2 separate regions of the Homo sapiens genome follow, and region 1 is linked to region 2. Evidence: chromatin loops called from intact Hi-C (ENCODE). Cell type or tissue: heart right ventricle. All regions are shown on one strand. Links, peaks and the distances in the headings refer to the core of each region. The heading gives the core; the rest is flanking DNA. Region 1 overlaps C2CD3 (C2 domain containing 3 centriole elongation regulator). Region 2 overlaps PPME1 (protein phosphatase methylesterase 1).

Region 1 (2,925 bases), core at 136-2,635, 80 kb before region 2:
TGATGCTAAGTATAAAAGATTGTAGAAAAAAAATTAAAGAGCCAAACAAATGGAGAAATATACCATGTTCATGGATTGGAAGACTCAATATTGCTAAGAACTTAATTCTCTGAATTTTATCTGTATATTGTACAGTATCAACAAAAATCCCAGCAGATATTTTTTATGGAAATCAACAAGCTGATTCTAATATTTATAAGGAAATGTGAAGAACTTAAAATGGACAAAAATTTTCAATAAGAACAAAATTAGAGGGCTCAGAGTATCTTATTTCAAGGTTTACAATAAAGCTGCAGTAATACAGTGTTGCTATCCTAAGGACAGAAATTCTAATCTGCAACAAGAATTCCATTAAAAACAAAAAGAAATACAGATCAATGAAACAGAAAGGAGTCTAGAAATAGACTCACATATATATAATCAATTGATTATATTCAAACAAAATTTAATGGGGTGGGAAAGGGCAATCTTTTCAATAAATAGTGACAGAACAAGAAGATACAATTATAGAAAAAAAAAATCCTGACCTTATTTCACACTACAGTATACCCCAAAATTAATCAGACATGAATTATACCTAAAACTAAAAGCCAAAACTATAAAAATATTAGGGGAAAACAGTGGAGAAAATCTTTGCAAACTTGGATTAGGGGAAGATTTCTTAGGTAGGCCTGAGTTTATAAAAAACATAAACCATAAAAGGTAAGATTGATGGCTGGGCACGGTGGCTCAAAATAAAGGTAAGATCGATAAACCTGATTTCATTGAAAGAAAAACTTCTGTTTTTCAAAAGACACAATCATGAAAATAAAAGAAGAAAAAAATTAAACAAAGGGAGTATATATTCAGGGCAACTTAAATCTATGCTTCTGAGTTGTAGTCCTCAAGTTTGGCCCAAAGTCTCTACTTATTAAAAAAGAAAAGAAAGAGAGAAGCCAAAGGCTGGGAATATAAATGAATGAATGAATGAATGAATGAATAAATACTTATAGCCCTAATGTTAAAAAGCTCTCAAAACTAAAAAAGATAAGCTTATTTTTTAAATGGGCAAAAAACTTGAACAAACAATCCACAGAAAGTATCGGGGGTTGATACATTTTCCTATGAATAGGCCAGAGAGCTAATATATTAGGCTTTGCATGCCATATGGTCTCATTACTCAACTCTGCTGTTTGGCATAAAAGCCACATAGACCATATATAAATGAATGGGTGTGGCTGCGTCCTAATACAACTATTTACAAATATAGGTGATGAGCCAGATTTGGCTTGGGGGTTGCAGTCTGTGAACTCCTGAAGAAGATAAAAGAATAGCCAAAAAGCCCATGAAAAAATACTCAACATGTTAGTCATCAGGAAATACAAATGAAAATCTCAATTAGATATCAGTACATACTCATTAGAATGGCAAAAATTTAAAAGAGTGACCATAGCAAGAGCTGGTGAAGCATAAACACCTTCAATTTTAAGAACAGCTGTGGTTCCCAATGGTTCCAGAGACCCTGCTTATAGCCAGCAAAAATGGTCTTTGACAGCAGCCTTCTAGACATATTTGCCTTTAAGAGTCCTGTTCCTGGCAGGCCTCCACAGGCTCCAAGATAGTGGAACAAGAGAGGAAACAAATCTTTAATTATAGCTTCTATTTCTTCACTGTAACCACTACTTATTTCTGTACTCCTCAGTCATTCAAAATTTGACAAAAGTCTCCACTGCTCTATTAAAAACAATTCTTCAACAAATCCAATGACTGCAAATAAAAAATACACAAATATTATTGTATGAATTGACATTTAAATATGAACAAAAAATGGTACAGGCATTCTGGAAAATAGTCTGGCAGTTCCTTAAAAAGTTAAAAATAGAGTTACCATATGGCCCAGCAATTCCACTTGTAGGCATATACCCAAGAGAACGGAAAGCATATGTTCACAAAAGAACTTATATATGAATGCTAATAGCAACATTATTAATAATAGTCAAAAAGTCAAAACAATCCAAATGTCTATCAACTTTAGAATGGGATATATCCATATCGTCAAGTATTATTCATCCACAAAAAGGGATGCACTTCTGATACATGCTATAACATGGATGAAACTTAGAAACATTATGTTAAATGAAAAAAGCCAATCGCAAAAGGCCACATATATTATTCCATCTGTATAAAATGTCCAGAACAGGCAAATACACAGAGACAGAAAGTAGGTTAGTAGTTGTCAAGGGCGGGGGCAGAGAGAAACAAGGAGTGGCTGTATTGGGTACAGTGTTTCTTTTTGGGGTGAAAAATGTTCTAGATTTAATAGCAGTGATGATTGTAAAAACCACTGAATTGTGCACTTTAAAAGGGTGAATTGGCTGGGTGTGGTGGCTCACAGCTGTAATTCCAGCACTTTGGGAGGCTGACATGGGAAGATTGCTGGAGCTCAGGAGTTCCAGACCAGCCTGGACAACATGGCAAAACCCTGTGTCTACAAAAAATCCAAAAACTGGCCAGGTGCAGTGGGTCATGCCTGTAATCCCAGCACTTTGGGAGGCCGAGGTGGGCAGATCATGAGGTCAGGAGATTGAGACCATCCTGACCAACACAGCAAAACCCTGTCTCTACTAAAATACAAAAAATTAGCTGGGCATGGTGGTGCACGCCTGTAGTCCCAGCTACTTAGGAGGCTGAGGCAGGGGAATCACTTGAACCCAGGAGGTGGAGGTTGCAGTGAGCTGAGATCGCACCACTGCACTCCAGCCTGGTGACCGAGCAAGACTCCGTCTCAAAAAACAAACAAATTAACAAACAAAAAAACAACAAAAACTTAGCTGGGGGTGGTGGTGTGTGCCTGTAGTCCCCACTACTAGGGAGGCTGAGGTAGGAGGATTGCTGGAGCCCAGGAGGTCGAAGCCAAGTCAGTTGAGATTGCATCACTGTACTCCA
Region 2 (2,925 bases), core at 96-2,595:
GACAGATACAAATTTGCATCTTGGTTACACCACTCTGGCTGTTCTGAGGAAAATCAAATAGAAGAAGTGGGGAATGAGGTGTGAAGTTGGTTAGGAGACTGTTATAGTAAAGGAGAGTAATAATGGTAAACATAGACGAGGATGGCAACAGAGGAAGAGAGTCATTTTTTAATGTATTTTCGAGGTAGAACTGACAGGACTGGTTTATGGATTGGATGTTGGGAGAGAGACGGGGAAGGGCAGGAAGGGACTTAAGGATGACTTCTAGGTTTTTAGCCCAAGCAATTGGGTGAATGGTAGAAACAGAAAGAGGTAGATATGGGAGCAAATAAGGGGCAGAGAATCAGTTTTGTTTGGATAAACTCAAATGCTTATTACATATGTAAGTAGAAATGTTAAGTAGGCAGTTGTATATACTAGTTAGAAGAGGCTGAACTAGAGATAAATTGGAGAATCGTCATCACATAGTTAATATTTAAAAGTGAAAGATTGAATGTAAAGACCTAGGAACTTGATATTGATAGGAAAAAGATCCAAGACTGAGTCTTGGGATATTCCACAATATTTAGAGCTTGGGAAGAAGAGGAAGATCCAACAAAGAAACTGAAAAGGCACAGTTGATGAGATAAAAGGAAAACCAGGTGAGTATATTAAGTGTTTGTAGAAGGAGGGAGAGAATAACTGTGTCGGATGCTGCAGAGAGATCAAGTAAGATGAGGACCAAGAAATGACCATTGGAATTGGCATGATAGAGGTGACCTTGACAAAATAAATATCTGAAAATAAATGGGATATAAAAATCATATATAAGTTGGGGAAAGGATGAGAGGTGACAAAGTAGAGAAAGCAAGATAACTCTTTTGAGGAGCTTTGCTGTATAGGAGAGCAGAGAAATGGAGTAATAGGTAGTAGTGAATGTGGCATTGGGAATGTTTTTAAAGGCTGGATAATGGAGTATGCTTGTGACATCCACGAGAGAAAAAAAGTGACACAGAAGAGAGACAGGATAACTGAAAGAAAGAGTATCTTTTCAGAAGCAAGAGGGGATGGGAACTAGTGCCCAAGGTTGGCCTTGATAGGAATAGATATTTCATGTATTAAACAGGCATCAAGGCAGAGTATATTATTACAAGTATTGGTGAATTTGTGGATTCATTTGGTAGTTAAAAGATGAGGTAATAGTTCTGATTGCCTCGGTTTACCATTAAAGTAAGAAATCATGTCATTATCTGAGGAGAGGGGCTTTAAAATTTTGAATGATTTTTTAAACTAAGAAATGAGATTTAAAGAAGTGCTTTCTCCTAGTGGCTTGCTTCAGGCAGTGTTTCCAGTTCACCCTGGGAATGCAGTCATTTTGCTCTGCCTTAGTTGTACTTAGGTGGACAAATGTGAGAAGACTAATTTATTCAGATAGCCTAAGCCCTGTAGCACGGCACACAAGGCCCTGGAGAAGCTGGCGCCTGCCTTCCAATCCTATTCTGTCACGCTCCCCTTTTATCTCCTCCCTGCTTCTCCTTGCACCCAGTTCTCTAAAATCATTATCCTGCCGACTTTCACATCACAGCACCTTTGTACATAATGTGCCCTCTGCCTAGAATGCTCTAACCAACCTCTTTTATTTTCTGGTTAAACTTGTTATCTATACTCCTCAGTTTAGCTGTGACCTCTGGGGAGCTTTCTCTGACCTCCTCATTCATGTTCAAGTGCTTTCTTTGAACCTTGCCTCATTATATTAACATTATATGTGTCTTTTTCTCCCTACCGAATTATGTGCTTTTTGAATACAGGCCTGGCACCTAGTATCCTCTTGATAAATATCTGCAGAACTGAAATGGCTATGATGTTTTTACTTAATTTTTACTTATAAAACCATGTAGCCAGGTGAGTAATAGTGGCAATCTCTATAGTAAGAAACACTGGTGATCACTACTTTTTATTAGGTCTCACATAATCTGTAGAATTATTTATTTGATTCCAATGATGTGATACAATAGATACTGAATAACCTTCTCTCTTCCTTTCTTTTCTTTCCCAGTGTGAAGAGTGGCCAGATTCGAAATCTGGAGTCTGCCCGTGTCTCAATGGTTGGCCAAGTCAAACAGTAGGTCTTACTCTTCCCCCTTGGTCTGGTTAGAGGCGGAAACATGGTGAGGGAATTACAGATTGCTTCTTTTGTCTTACACCAATTCTACCATTCCGGTAAATGCCTTTATTATTTTAAATAATTTTAAAGGTGAGTTCAGTTGGGACAGACATAGATTTTCTTTCGCCTGCCTTCCTTTCTCTCCTTCCTTTCCTTCCCTTTCTTTTTTTTCCTCCTCATTTAATACTGGATTACCTTAGCAAAACTCTGCGTGTTAAAAAGCAAATCCCAGAGCATAGACATTACAAATTATGTTAACCTTAGTGATAGCAGCTGAGTTTCATTCTAGTAACAGTCTCCTTCTAAGCCAAACCTGGCTGTGAGGGAATTATAATAAAAAAGCTCTGGCATAGCCTGAGTGAAAGCCAGATTCTAAGAGTGAGCTAAGATTATTTAGCCCAATTGATCTTTCCTGATAGAATTACATGGCATTCTGGGTATTGCTGTATAGTCACAAAATAAACTTTAGATGAATTGAGAAAATGTTGCCCAACAGAACAGACAGAAGTTAGATGAAAATGATAATGGCTTTGAGTGCTTACTATTTGCCAGGCACTGTGCAAGGTATTTTATATGCACTGTCTCATTTTTAAAACCTTATATTATGGAAAAATTTTGCACATATAAAAGAAGAGTGATACAGTGGATGGACCCCAGTGTTCCCATTGTCCATTTTCAATGGTTATTAACCCATAACCATGTCTCATTTGTTTCATCTGTGCCCCTATGTATTTCCCCTAGTCACAAAATATTTTGAAGCAAATTCCAAACAAATATAATTT

What was found. Peaks named below come from ENCODE experiments on the same cell type or tissue, not always from the same donor. Only the 100,000 strongest peaks of a DNase experiment are listed, where the experiment ranks them.
Region 1: a loop joins it to region 2, with 2.3 times the contacts of the local background. A loop is called at or near these places in 1 of 110 quality-filtered maps.

The regions. Positions count from the first base shown.
Region 1 is chr11:74,153,507-74,156,431 of GRCh38, forward strand. All of the region lies in intron 3 of C2CD3 (C2 domain containing 3 centriole elongation regulator), which reads right to left. Among named protein-coding and RNA genes, the nearest start is that of C2CD3, 16 kb to the right of the region's middle. In heart right ventricle, for the core only: no CTCF peak of the experiment used is centred there; no DNase peak of the experiment used is centred there; H3K27ac peaks cover 536 bases.
Region 2 is chr11:74,233,866-74,236,790 of GRCh38, forward strand. It overlaps PPME1 (protein phosphatase methylesterase 1), which reads left to right. Exons shown (of 14, transcript NM_016147.3): 8 at 2,036-2,101. Among named protein-coding and RNA genes, the nearest start is that of PPME1, 64 kb to the left of the region's middle. In heart right ventricle, for the core only: no CTCF peak of the experiment used is centred there; no DNase peak of the experiment used is centred there.